Regions from separate parts of the Homo sapiens genome. Here region 2 is linked to region 1. The links are chromatin contacts, found by Hi-C or POLR2A ChIA-PET in ENCODE. All regions are on one chromosome and are shown on one strand. The core of a region is the stretch at or near the end of the contact, and the rest is flanking DNA. Distances in the headings are between cores, read along the strand shown.

What was found. Hi-C counts contacts between places; a loop is a spot of excess contacts on that map. ChIA-PET counts read pairs that join two places held with the same protein, here RNA polymerase II (POLR2A). Pooled maps may share reads with other maps.
Region 2: a pooled map shows a loop between it and region 1 (4-fold over the local background). The contact joins the promoter of EHBP1L1 here to the promoter of DNAJC4 in region 1. A Hi-C loop is called at or near these places in 3 of 37 single-sample maps with no recorded cell type and 10 of 50 pooled maps. POLR2A ChIA-PET finds 5 or more read pairs at or near these places in 1 of 52 experiments (activated T-cell).

The regions. Positions count from the first base shown.
Region 1 is chr11:64,226,495-64,231,797 of GRCh38, reverse strand. DNAJC4 (DnaJ heat shock protein family (Hsp40) member C4) reads right to left here and starts at 1,250. Exons shown (of 6, transcript NM_005528.4): 1 at 858-1,250. The coding sequence starts at 943. NUDT22 (nudix hydrolase 22) reads right to left here. Exons shown (of 6, transcript NM_032344.4): 2 at 4,666-5,163; 3 at 4,132-4,230; 4 at 2,454-2,551; 5 at 2,227-2,320; 6 at 1,782-1,948. The coding sequence starts at 5,145. The coding sequence ends at 1,808. It overlaps LOC124902687 (a long non-coding RNA gene), which reads left to right and starts at 428. Exons shown (of 2, transcript XR_007062713.1): 1 at 428-630; 2 at 1,761-2,652. RefSeq lists a silencer at 850-909 and enhancers at 4,346-4,863, 4,864-5,303.
Region 2 is chr11:65,572,539-65,580,336 of GRCh38, reverse strand. It overlaps EHBP1L1 (EH domain binding protein 1 like 1), which reads right to left and starts at 4,284. Exons shown (of 19, transcript NM_001099409.3): 1 at 3,931-4,284; 2 at 1,202-1,259; 3 at 901-996; 4 at 348-401; 5 at 78-256. The coding sequence starts at 4,034. FAM89B (family with sequence similarity 89 member B) reads right to left here. Exons shown (of 2, transcript NM_001098785.2): 1 at 7,377-7,798; 2 at 6,147-6,974. The coding sequence starts at 7,667. The coding sequence ends at 6,696. It overlaps LOC124902692 (a long non-coding RNA gene), which reads left to right. Exons shown (of 2, transcript XR_007062731.1): 2 at 1-381. RefSeq lists silencers at 2,665-2,959, 4,010-4,109, 4,170-4,229, 4,240-4,659, 5,680-6,199 and 1 more and an enhancer at 5,170-5,309.

The sequences.
Region 1 (5,303 bases), core at 1-2,500:
CACCCTTCAACTCAGCCACCAGGAGCTGACAGGGCTGAAACAGGTCCCAGGACAGATCTGTCTCCAGATCAGCACCCCCTTTGGAGTGTTTCAGGCATAGTGCAGGTCAGGATTTCTCAAAGTGGAGTCCAAAAACTTGTTGGAAAAAACTGATTCCTGGACAGGCGCGGTGGCTCACGCCTGTAATCCAGCATTTTGGGAGGCCGAGGAGGGCGGATCACCTGAGGTCGGGAGTTCAAGACCAGCCTGACTAACATGGAGAAACCCTGTCTCTCCTAAAAATACAAAATTAGCCGGGCGTGGTGGTGCATGCCCGTAATCCCAGCTACTCGGGAGGCTGAGGCAGGAGAATCGCTTGAACCCGGGAGGCGGAGGTTGTGGTGAGCCGAGATTGCTCCATTGCACTCCAGCCTGGGCAACGAGCGAAACTCCATCTCAAAAAAAAAAAAAAAAAAGGAAAAAGAGAAAGAAACTGATTCCTGACCCCCACCCAATTGATTCCTCCAGTTCAGAATCTCCAGAGCAGAGCCCAGGAATCTGGATTTTGTACCCGACACCTCCCCATCTCCCACCCCCCACAGAGGGTTATGCACAGTGATACAGCGATGCTTGGAAACCACTAGAGCTGTGGTAAGAGCGTTGGGTTTGACCTGGACTCAAACTTCCTCCTCTGCCGCTTAAATCGGTGTATGACCTTGGGGGTCTTCTCTATCTCTGATCCTCAGCAGGGAAGGCGAGGGTTACCTGAGACAAACCTGGGAGCCTCCTGACACGGAGTAGAGACCACAACTAACTCAGCACGTAGGGCAAACAGAAACCCATTGAACAACCGGGCCGGCCCCCCGCGCCCAACTCACCGCTGCCCGGCGGCCGCTCCGAGGAGCCGGGAGGGAGGGTTGCGGGGCCACAGCCGGCACAGGCGCAGGGGCAGTAAGGGCGGCATGGCGGCGGGCGGGCAGCTGGGAAAGGAGGCTACCAAGAGCGCATTGGACCAGGATGGGGCTAGACTTCAAGCACCCGGGGGCAGAGGGAAGGGGCCTGGCCCGTTGTTCTGCAAAGGAAGACTGAAGCAGGCCCGGAGAGGGGGCGGTTCTTGCCCAGGACCAGACCCGCGTGTCCTTGGACCTGCCCCTTCCTCTGACCCGGGCATCCGCAGCCCTTCCCAGCGCTGGCTTCGGGGTCTGGCCACCCAGCCAGGGACCCCAAGACCCCGTTCCCACCCAGGGAACTTGGGGACGGGAGAAGGAGGGGCCACAACCAGGCCCCGCCCCCGCTGCTCACAGACCCGCGGCCGTCGCCATTTCCTGCGTCTATTCAGGCCCCGCCCTCACATTCTCATTGGCGTGGATGCCAAGACCACGTCCACCTGTCAGGAAAAAAAAAAAAATCGGTGGAGACCCCGCCCCTACATGTCTATTGGCCTTTGGTGCCTCCGGTCCCCCAGCCTGCGGACTCGCTGGACAGGCGCGGGCGCCCACCTGGGGAGCGGGCGGGACAGAGCCCGCTCTCTGCGGCTTTGTGACGTTTTCGGCCCGGCCACCGTGTCTCCGTTCCGCTGTTGCTCCCCTCTGCAGCGAGGTATATCTTACGGAGCTGCTTCCGCCCCGGAGCCTCTCTGGAGCCAGCAAAGAAAGGGAGGCACAGTTCTTATCCCCTGCTTGCAGAGGGGGACACAGGCTGGGCGGGTTTTTTTTTTTTTTTTTCCCAAGTCACTTGTCCTGCCTTACACACTCAGGGCCCATTGCTCCTCTCTGTTACAGAAATAGCAGATGCCAACGGAATCCAAGAATAAAGTCGTTTATTATTTTCAGAGCGGCGGGAGTAGGGCTGGGGACCCTAGGGCCGCTCCAGTGGGACTTCCCTGAACCCGGTTGTAGAGGATGATGGCGCCTTTGGCCGAGGGGCAGAGTTCAGCCCACATCTCCGTCTCGAGCAATCTCTGCACGTTCTGTGGGGAGACAACGAGACCCAGGCATTCAAGCTTGCCACTTCTCCTGCCAGGGCTGTGCCCAGAATTCCTGAGCCTCAGAGACCTCTGCACTGTCCTTAGGGAGGCATGTTAAGGGGCTGAACATGTCCCTGGACCTTTCCCTTGCACTGAGGGCAAATCTTGTGACTCTGGAGGGAATTGTGACCCAGCCAACACCTCCCCTACAAGATATGCATTGCCAGGCCTCTGCAGGCCCCAGCCCTGGCCTCCAAGCAAGATGGTTTGTCACTCTGCACCTGTGTCTCCACAAAGAAGATTCCTGTAGACTCGTGGGCCTCGGGTCCCCCACTCAGGTAGTGCTTCCTCACCTGCTCAGAAGTCAGGCTGCACCTGGACAAGAACACAAGGGTGGCTTAGTGGGTGACCAGCCCCTGCGGGGTACCTGTGGAGCCACAGCTGCCTCAGCCCACTCCTCACCACCCACCTTCCCAAGACCCAGGATCATGTACCCGAGCCTACTCACTGGACATAGAACTCGGCACTGGCTCGGCCAGCACTGGTCTCATTTCGGGCGATGCCCAACAGCAGGGGCTGGCTCAGGGTGAGCAGCGGCAGGTTCACCTGCGGTGGAGGGTGGGGTGGGGGGAGGTCCCACCTATCAATGCCACTGCCCACATCCCTGCCCGTCTCAATGAAAAACCGCCTGTTACCTGTGTACAGCATTTTATAGCTTGTAGATCAAGGACCCAGCATTACAGAATGTCAGATGATGGGCATGTTTGTTTTACAGGTACACCAAAACCAGAGAGATTGAACACGTTGCCCAAGGTCACCCAAGAGAAGTCAATTTAGTGACTGGGACTCCCACTTACTCCTTTTTCTTTTTTTCTTTTTTTGAGATGGAGTCTCGCTCTGTCGCCCAGGCTGGAGTACAGTGGCACGATCTCAGCTCACTGCAACCTCTGCCTCCCAGGTTAAAGTGATTCTCCTGCCTCAGCCTCCTGAGTAGCTGGGATTACAGGTGCACGCCACAACGCCTGGCTAATTTTTTGTATTTTTAGTAGAGATGGGGTTTCTCCATGTTGGCCAGGCTGGTCTCGAACTCCTGACCTCAGGTGATCCGCTGGCCTTGGCCTCCCAAAGTGCTGGGATTACAGGTGTGAGCCACCACACCCTGCCACACTTACTCCTTTTTCTTTTTTTTGAGACGGAGTCTCGCTTTGTCGCCCAGGCTGAAGTGCAGTGGCGCGATTTCGGCTCACTGCAACCTCCGCCTCCCGGGTTCACGCCATTCTCCTGCCTCAGCCTCCTGAGTAGCTGGGACTACAGGTGCCCGCCACCACGCCCGGCTAACTTTTGGTATTTTTAGTAAAGTCAGGGTTTCACCGTGTTAGCCAGGATGGTCTTGATCTCCTGACCTTGTGATCTGCCCACCTCAGCCTCCCAAAGTGCTGGGATTACAGGCATGAGCCACGGCGCCCGGCCACTTACTCCTTTTTCAACAGACTTGGGGAGTAGGCAAGATATTTATCATTGTTTCCATTGAAAAGAAGAATCCTTGGCGGGGCAAGGCATGAGAATCACTTGAACCCAGGAGGCGAAGGTTGCAGTGAGCCGATATGCCACCACTGCACTAGCCTGGGCAACAGAGCAAGACTCTGTCTCAAAAAGAAAAAAAAAAAAAAGAAGAAGAATCCGGCCTGGTGCAGTGGCTCACACCTGTAATCCCAGCACTTTTGGAGGCTGAGGCAGGCAGATCACGAGGTCAGGAGATCAAGACCATCCTGGCTAACAAGGTGAAACCCCATCTCTACTAAAAATACAAAAAAAATTAGCCAGGCATGGTGGCGGATGCCTGTAGTCCCAGCTACTCAGGAGGCTGAGGTAGGAGAATGGCGTGAACCCGGGAGGTGGAGCTTGCAGTGAGCAGAGATCGTGCCACTGCATTCCAGCCTGGGCAACAGAGCGAGACTCTGTCTAAAAAAAAAAAAAGAAAGAAAAAAGAAAAGAAGAAGAATCCAAGGCAGAGGGTACTGAGGGCTAGAATTCCACTCCAAGTATGTATAGCTGCAAAGCCAACTTCTTCCCTCATTGCTGGCCAGATGCCTGCAGGCCTCCTGCCAGCCCAGACCTGTAGAATTCTGGCAAGTCCTACCCCCTCCCTTCATGTCTACCACCCTGTCCAGGTCAACCTCACTCACCTCATCACAGATCTCCTGAAGGACACTGGAAAAGAGTTCATGTACCACCAGCTGCCCAGCGAGGTCCTGGTGCTGGGGGCTGCCACCAGGGCACAGGGCCTGTGAGAGGTCAGGCTCAGCCCCTGCTCCCCACCTCTTCCCCCTGCCCCATCTCAGGACCAGCAAGCCTATACCTGCTGGCCTTGAGGGTCTGATGTGGCACAGTGTAAGAGAGTTAGTGATCCTGAGTCTGGTGTCCTTTCCCTGACAGACAACCAGAGGTCCAGCTTCAAAGGAGATACACAGGGGGCAGGGGTGGAGTAGGGCATCTTCTTCCTGTGCCCAATCTTTCCTCCCGTGTTTTCTAGTTTCTCACAGGACTGGGGCAGGGGTCAGTGGGGAGGCAGGTGGACTGCCCTGAGCAAACTTCCAGAGAAATACCAGGCCAATTTTCCCTTTAAGGAATGAGGAAACCAAAGCTGGGAGGATTGGGAGGGTGGAGAGCTGCAGCTCCCTTGAGCTGTCTGGGTCTTTGTGCCCAGCCTGGAATCTCACCTGAGGCTCAGGGTGCCCACCAGGTACGTCCACCAGCCCAGGGGCCTCAGCCACCTGCCGGGAGCGGCGCAGGAAGACAAGGAAGTCATCGGCTGTGGCTAGTGCAGCGCCCACCCCCAGTGGGTCCGCCAGATAGGCCTGCGTGTCACCCCAGTCGGTGGCACCCTGCTGTCGCAGCCAGGCAGCTGAGCTGGACCAGTTGGTGCCCAGGAAGTCTCGGTAGGAAGTAAGGCCCAGGCGCAGGAGCAGCTGTGGCCCCCGAGAGCCAATAGGCGCCAGGGTGGCTGAGTGCAGGCGGAACTTGGGGGCGTCGAAGAGCCAGGGTTGGGCCTTTAGCCGGGTCTCCCAGATGGCAGTGATGGCCTCGTCCCCACCTGGCAGTGGGCGACGGTCATGGGCGGGGCTCAGCTCGGCCTGTATCTGCTCCTGGGGCAGGCCCCCGCCAGGGCACTGCAGCAGCAAGGTCACCTCAGGATCCATGGTCTGAACGGGGCAGCTCTGGGGGAGGATACGGCCAGGCCTGTCATCCAGGGGGGCCACTACCACTCCTGGGCTGCGCAGCTAGCCCCCTCTGTCGCAGACCTCCTGAGGGTATCCGCAGCGCTTCTCCACCCCCCTGACCACTCCTTGGGCAGTAA
Region 2 (7,798 bases), core at 3,035-5,534, 1.3 Mb before region 1:
CTGGGAGGCAGAGGTTAAAGGTGAGGGTGGAGTCAGAGGTCACAGGCCAGGATCAAGGAGGGCAGGTAGGCACTCACGTGGCACGGCCCTCCCGCAGCAGCACCCCGGAAAGAGTGAGGCTCAGCTCAGCCTGCACCACCTTCACTGACTTTGGCTTCAGCCGCAGCCTCACTGGGACTTGGACAGGCACGGGCCCTGCATGGCGGGCCAGGTCCACCTCGGCCGTGGCCAGCACCTTCCGCTGCCCCTTAGACTCCTGTGGGCCAGGGGAGAGACCAGGAGAAGGGGCATCAGTGCTGTCCCAGGGTCCCCAAGATTCCAGACCTGAGCCCACTCCAGACACTCACATTTTCAATAATAAATGTCCACTCTTTGGCCTCATACTGGTCCACGTGGGGGTCCTGGGAAGAAGGGTGCTGGTGAGTACAGGACTGTTGGGGCAGCAGCAAAGGGAGCAGAGCTTGTCTGGCTCAGGAGGTGCTTGGTAGTGGTGGCTTTTTTTTTTTTTTTGAGACGGAGTCTTCCTCTGTCGTCGAGGCTGGAGTGCAGGGGTGCGATCTCGGCTCACTGCAACCTCTGCCTCCCAGGTTCAAGCAATTCTCGTGCCTCAGCCTCCCAAGTAGCTGGGATTACAGGTGCACGCGGTGGTTGCTACCTCCTCCTGGGATGCACCCCAAGTTCTGGTCCCAGCTGCCTCTCATGCTGCATGTGTTGGGTAAATGCTGCCTCCTCCAAGGAGACCTCCTGGGCCAGTGATGCTGAGCAGGCCCCCCTAATTCTTGGCCTCACCCCCCGCATCCTCTTCTATCTGGATGAACAACCTACCAGGAGACCTGTGTTGCAATTGTTGCAACTGCCTGTGTTGCAATTGCCATCCATGCTGGAGGGCTAGAGACTCACCCTGTAGAGGGTCACAGAGATGTCCACATTCTCAGGTACCATCCACACCACGGTGCCCCGGTATGGGTTCTGGATGCCCGGCTGCCAGCTGTGGGCCTACAAGGGACAATCTGAGTCCTCCCCCCATCTTAACTCTTCCCTCCCACCTGCACCCCCTATCACCAACCTTGACACCATCTTCCCCTCCCCTCTGTGGATTCTGATCTGTGCTTGAACCTCACTCCACTCCCCCATCAGCCCCCATCAGCCTCCCACCGGCCCCCATCCCTAACCTGGATCCCCAGTTGCCATCCTTCCCCACCTTGGAGCAGATGCGTCGGTTCCGACGGGTCCATACCACCACCAGCTTATCTGGCTGCCTGGGGGAGGGGGAAGGGGAGGGAGAAAGGGAGCAGGCTGCTTGGTCAGGCTCACCTGCCTCCCCATCTCCTCTTCCTCCTCCCCCAGCTCCCTCAGGGTCTTCCTTCTGCCCACCTCCCCCTCCTCCAGAAGAGGGCCTGGGCAGCCCCTTATCTGGGGCCACAGGGTGCAGGGTGGAGCTGCTAAGGTAGGGTGGGGCCAGAGCAGAAGGGCAAAGGCCCAGACAGTGTGGGCAGGCAGGGACTATGAGGAAAGACAGCAAGTGAGAAAGGGACAGGCACATACAGAGACCAAGACACACAGAAACACAAGGACCTGGCAAGAGATGCCAGACACAGATGCACATGTGAGCATCGTGCACACACGCAGACTCCAACACAGGGAGAGACAAAGACGAGGGATAAAAGAAGTCCCTTCGCACAAAGATGTTTGTGGAGCGCCCACCATAAACCCAGCCCAGTTTTGGGGACAGAGGAGGGCAAAAGAGAGACAAGACCTTTCCGGTGAGGACAATGGAGGTGGGGGCAGACTACCAGTCAAGAAGGAAAATAAATTAACAAGCGAACTCCAGGGTGATGTGAGGGAACCCCTGGGGGTCTCCTTGAGGTTGGGTGTCTGGGCAGAGATGAGTGGCAGGGGGATGGGCTGTGTGAGGATCTGGAGAAAGAGGGAATGGCAAGTCCAAGGGTCTGCGGCTGGAGGGTGACATCAGAGAGAGGGGCAGAGAGTTGGGGGTGAGGCCGGAGAAGCAGCAGAGGGTCAGCCTGTCATTAACCAACACCGCCATCCCTCGCCCACCATGTCCAGCCCTTTGCTGGGCGCAGGGGTCCCAAGGAGGATCAGCTTTCGGCAAGATGATGACAGTGGAGCCTGGAGGGCAATCAGAAAAGACTTCCAGGGGGTGACATCTAAGCTGAACAGCATATGCCAGGTCAGACATGGAGGAGAGGCAGAGGCAAAGCCAGAGGACAGAGATGGCTGCGCAGGGCCCATTCCCAGGCACTGAGTGGACTCATGGCTGGGCCTGGGGGCAGAGGGCCCCTTGGGGTTAGATGTTCAACTGCTGCCCAGGAGGGGTGATGCTTGAGGGGACGATCCGGCCCAGGGCAGCACGCGAACTGGCCTTGCCTGTACCCAGCCCCATGCCTGCACCCTCTCGTGATGCTGGGGTTTGCCCAGCTCACTGTTCGTCTGAGGCCAAGCCAGGATAAGTGCCTCTCTGTTAACCCTGAGGATGCTGAGGCCCACAGAGGTTTGGAGCCAAACAAGTTTACACGGTTGAGCCTAGAGCCCTCCAACCCAGAGCCAAGTTCCCTTCCCCAAGCCCAAATTGCCAGCGATGGCAGAGCAAGGGTAACTAAGGGGCCTTCCCAGAAAGGGGAAGCGGACAGGGGGTGCCTAGGGAGGGCAGGGCTTGGCTGGGCAGCCTGACTCAGGCTGGGCACGCCCTCCTGGGAAGCTGCAACCTGGGCAGGGGCAGCTTCCCGGCCTGGGCTCCAGGCTAAGCAGCCCAGGAGGCCCTACCCACAGCCGCCTGTGACTCAGCTGCGTTGACACTGCCGGCACCCTCAGCCTGCTGTGCCCAGTGTTTCCCTGGCCTCCCGCAGGATGCTGGAGCAGGAGCCAGAGGCCAGAGTTCAAGTGCCAGCCCCCAAGCTCTCCCAGGCTCTGCTGAAAGATGTGAATGGCCCTCTAGCAGGCCCAGTGTGGGCAAGGCCAAGGATATGGCAGCTGCCCAAGGGACCCCAGCCTCCTGCTTACTCCCCTCCCCCTGGACCCCATGGTCCCTTCCTGCCCCAGCCCTTCCCCTGGGGAGCCTAAATTTAGCCCCGCCTGGCGGGTGAGGCCCCCACAGCTGTGCCCTAATCCAGCCAAGGGAAGCTGACACCAGCAAGCACGTATATTTAGGGTGTGACGCAGGGGCCTGGGCAGCTATGGGTGGCGGCATGTGAACGAGATGCCCCTGAACCTGTTGGTAGTCCAGGCTGGGGCCTGCACCCTCTGGTGAATCACCCCTCACCCTGCCACCTTGCCCTCCGCAACCCTCTCCTCCCGGACCCACAACCTCCTAGGTCCTCAGGCCCCTTTAAGCTGCTCCCCGCCTCCCTCCTCAATCCTCCCAGCACTCAGTTTCCCCTTTTAAGGACATTGTGGAGATGTTTCCAGCCTCCCAGCACTCTGGCTGAAGAGGCGGGAGTTGGAGGGGTTCTTCTGGCTCAACAAGATGGCAGGGGAGGAGGGGGCAACATCTCTGTTCTTAGCTGGACTAAGTAAGGTCAGGGAGGCTCCTGCCCCAGCCCTAGCCACCTGCAGACCTCAAAACTTGATCCCTTTTCCAATGCCACCCTGAACCACCTTTCTGGCACAAGACATGCGGCCTCCCTCCCCCAGCCCTGACCGCAGCTGAGGAAGGAGTGGACACAGGCAGAACCTCAGGCCTGAAAGTCCTGACCCCCGCGCAGGGAAGGCTGCCCACGCCCCCAACTCCAGGGGTCCCACAAATTGCAAGGGCACTTCTGAATCTCCGAGCCTGGGAACGGAACCAGGGCCCAAGCTGGGGTGGGGGCCCATTTGGTCATTGGGCTGGGGGGGCAGAGTCCTCTCAGGCTCAAAGGGCCGGATGAGGTCCCAGCAAGTTCGGGGGAGCCCCCCCGCCTCCCTCCCACTCACCATTTCTTGGTGCACTCCAACACTAGCTCGTGGTAACAGGCCACGAACTGGAACTTGGCCGCCCGCTTGCCCACGCGCTGCAGGCGCTTCCACACCGAGGTCATGGCCCCCGCCACCCCGCCGCCCACTTCTCAGGCCCGGGGCTCCCGCTGGCCCGCCACCGCTGGCCCGGCCCGGGTCCCCATGGCCTGTCCGCGCCGCCCGCCCCGTCCGTGCGGAGGTGTCCCAGGCTCCGACCCGGGACCGCGCTCTCCGCTGCCGCCGCTGGGGCCCGCAGGGTGGTCTGGCTGAGTCTGCGGGGTCGCCTGGGGCGCGTCGGGTGGCGAGCGCGGAGCTGGGAGCGCGCCGTTTCCTGGAGCCGCACCCCCGTCGGAAGGCGGGCGGGGCTCCGGCGCGGGGCGGGGGCCGGGGCAGGAGCGCGGGGGCGGGGCGACCCGGCTTCCGGGGCCTCGCGCCGCGACCCGGGAGCGGGAGCGGGGGCGGGGGAGGGGGGCGTGGAAGGGGTGTCGCCCGACCGCAGTGCCCGCTCGGTGCGCGCAGAGGCTGCGTGGAGAGAGGGCAACCAGCAACTTGGTGCCACCCTAGAGAGCGCTGCCCGGGCCGCCTTCCTTCCTGCCCGCAGCCCTGGGAGGTACGTACTACTGGCCCCCTTTCAACGGCTGGGAAAACTGAGACCCAGAAAGGGGAAGGGACTTGCTCAGAGTCATACTGTGAATGTGGACGAGGACCAGCTCTCAACTCCAAGGTGCAGCCACCCACGTCTTAACCAGAGCAGGAAGGCGTCAGTAACCTCGGTGGCCCAACCTCAGAACCTGACTCTGCTGTCAAGGGGGAAGATAATCCCAAACCCCGACAAGTAGCTGGAGAATCATAACTGACCTCCAACCAAGTGTGACTTTGGGCAAAGCGCTAACACTCTGAGCCTCAGTTTCAACGTCTATTAAATGGGGATAATTGTAGTTCCGCCTTTTAGGGAATCCCTGAGAGGATGAACCTCAGAAGGCATTTAGCAGAAAGCCTGGCTGATTTTGCCATGCCTCCTTATTAAATGGGATGCGCTATAATGGATGGGGAAAACGTGTCATTTTTGTGTATGTTTACTCTCCCTCCCCAGGAAAGCCTGCCTGGAGCGTTAGCAGCTGTGAACCCCTAGATTAGAGCCCTTATCGCCTACCCACCCGCCCTGCATGGTAATGAGCCTCTGCAGGTGTCAGCTGCCCTGGGGCAATAGGTCAGTTTGTTCCTTCCCGCTGCTCTGCAAGGTGTGTAAATGGACAGGAGCCCGGTGCGTGACTGCTACTTGGTTTAACGGGATGTCTGAGTGCCAGGACTGCCATCTGGGCTGCATCTCCAGGAGGCAAATGGCTGCAGCAGGGCGCGGGGATGTGCTGTTCGTCCGCACACCTCGGTGTGCGGCTTCACCTCTTTTCAGGAGGTTGTGAGGTGTCGTGTGCGCGTGTAGGGGGCTGAGTACCCACTGTCTCCGAACGTGCTGGCTTCTTCCGGTGGGCTTGACAACTGGGTTTGGTTCTCAGTCCCAGCGGTGTGGGTCCCCGGTTTCCTAAGAAACCTTCCACAGATAACTGTAAAGACCGCTAGTGCTGTGGGGAGAGCCGGCGGTCTTCACAGACTGAGCGGGGAATACGGGTCCCTGGAACCCCAATCAAACTTCACCGCCGCGGAGTCTCATGCTTGGCCTCCGGGAAGGCCCGAGGTGCCGCGACTTCACTCCCCTCGGCCTCTGCCACCCCTCCCTCCCACCCGCGGGGCGTGAGGTCCCAGGCCGTTCCCGGAGGCGCCTCCCCCGCCCCCGCCGGGGCCCCTTGCTCCGGCGACTCCGGCCACCCATTTCCTGCGCCGCCTCAACCCCGCCCCGCGCGGGGTGGAAAGTTTCCCTCCTCAAGGTGGGCGGCTCCTTCTCCTTCCTTCCCGGCAGGCAGGGAAAGCCCGAAGCGAACTGGGAGGAGGGAGCGGGGGACTCGGAGGTCGCGGGCGAGAGAGGGGAAGTGACTCGACCGCAGTCACCCGGCGGCTGAGCCAGGCTCGGCCAGCAGGCAGCGCCCCCAGCCCCGCCCCGGCGGGACGGCAGGGCCTTCACTCGGCGCGGGGCGGGGGGGGAGGGGGTCTCGGGCGCCACCTGCTGGCAGAGCGCGGGGCCGCACCTGCCACAAACACCGCGGTCTTCCCGCCCCAGAGCCAGCCAGGCAGAGCACAACGACGCTGAGTGTATTTATTTATCTACGCGCCCTGGAGACCGGCCCCTAAATTTAAATATCCAGCACGGGGCCTTGGCCCTCCTGGCCGTGGGTGGTTATTGGGACGGGTCCTGGAGCCCTTCCAGGGCAGAGGAACCCAGAGCCCGGAGGTGGGATGCCCCTGAGCCAGCAGCTGCCGATAGCAACAAAAGGTGAGGAGGAGATGGGAGCCAGGCACTCATCCCAATCCCAGAGACGCCAAGCGGAAGGGAAGATGCTTCGGGCCCCACCGCAAGGCTGAGGGTTGGCCAAGCTGGGGGTGCACACATGTGGAAGAACTGGAGGCCCAGTGCCATGAGCAGAGGCTGTACCCTAGATGCCCGCCCCAGTGCCAGCCAACCCAAGACAGGAGAAAGAGTTTGGCAGTTTCGCCTCTGAGGAATACATGCCTGGCCCTCCTGTGAGGTGAGGCGGTAGGGGGGAAGGCGCAGGCTCCGAAGTCTGAGGGCTTGCCGGAGGGGGAGTTTCTGAGCCTTTTGCATGGGTGCATGCCCCCTGCCCCCCAGCCCTTCAGAGGCTGATGTGGAAGGCATCCTGCAGCCACTGGTCACGGGCATTGTGCGTCTGGGGCACAGTAAGGGGTGGCGGGTCAGGAGGCAGGCTGGCATCGGGAGGCTCCTCGTCGTCAGACAGGCCCGCATCCGGTGGGTAGGAGCTGTCCGAATGGAGGGAGGATGACAGGTCCTGGCAGAAGCTCAGGTCTTGGCACAGGTGTTTGTAGTCCTGGATTGACTCGTACAGGCCCCACAGCTGGCACAACAAGGACATGTCCAACTGCCGCAGCCCCACCTGCAGACAACTGAGGGTGGGCTGGAGTTGGGGTCCAGGCCACCCCAGCCCAGCCCCGCCCCCTGGAATAGTGGGCCCCAGCCCATCTTCCCCGCACCTTCCTAAACGAAGTTTTTGTGGACATCAGGCACCACCTGCAAGCTATGCAACTTTAGTCATGACCCTCACCCAAAAAATGGGGTTATCCATTTAGCCGGATGAAATGAAGTAACGTCAGCAAAACATTTGAAAATATATGGTAACTACTGCCATAATTGGTAACTATCACTAATTATTGTTACCATAACCCTTGCAACCCAACTGGTGCCTGCAAGTCCTCTGAGACCCAGGCCGCCTGTCCCAGTCCCCTGCGTTCCTCCGCGTCAGCCCCCCGCCCAGCTGGCCCGGCGCCCACCCACTCACCATCTCCTTGCGCAGCGCGGCCAGCGCTGAGTCGAGGTTGACAGGACGACGCGGGCCGGCTGCGGGTCCCGCGTTGGCGGCGCCGGCGGCGTGGCGGGGCCCGTCCGGGGCGCGGGCGGCGCGGCTCAGCTCGTCGTGGATGCGGCTGCGCTGGCTGTAGACGCGCTCCAGCTCCCGCCACGAGCCCCCGCTCGCATTAAGGAGGCCGCTGAGGCCGCGCGGCAGCGGTGGGAGCCCGGCCAAAGCGCAGCCCGCCCCGCCCGGCGCCTCTGCCGAGGGCAGCCCGTTCATGGCCGGGGCCGGCGCGGACGGCGATGCCACCTCCTTCCCTCCAACGCTCCGCCCGGGCCGCCGCCCGCAGGCCCCGCACCCCGCGGCCCCGCCGGAGCCCAGCCGCCGCCCGCAGGCCTCGCTTTGTTCCT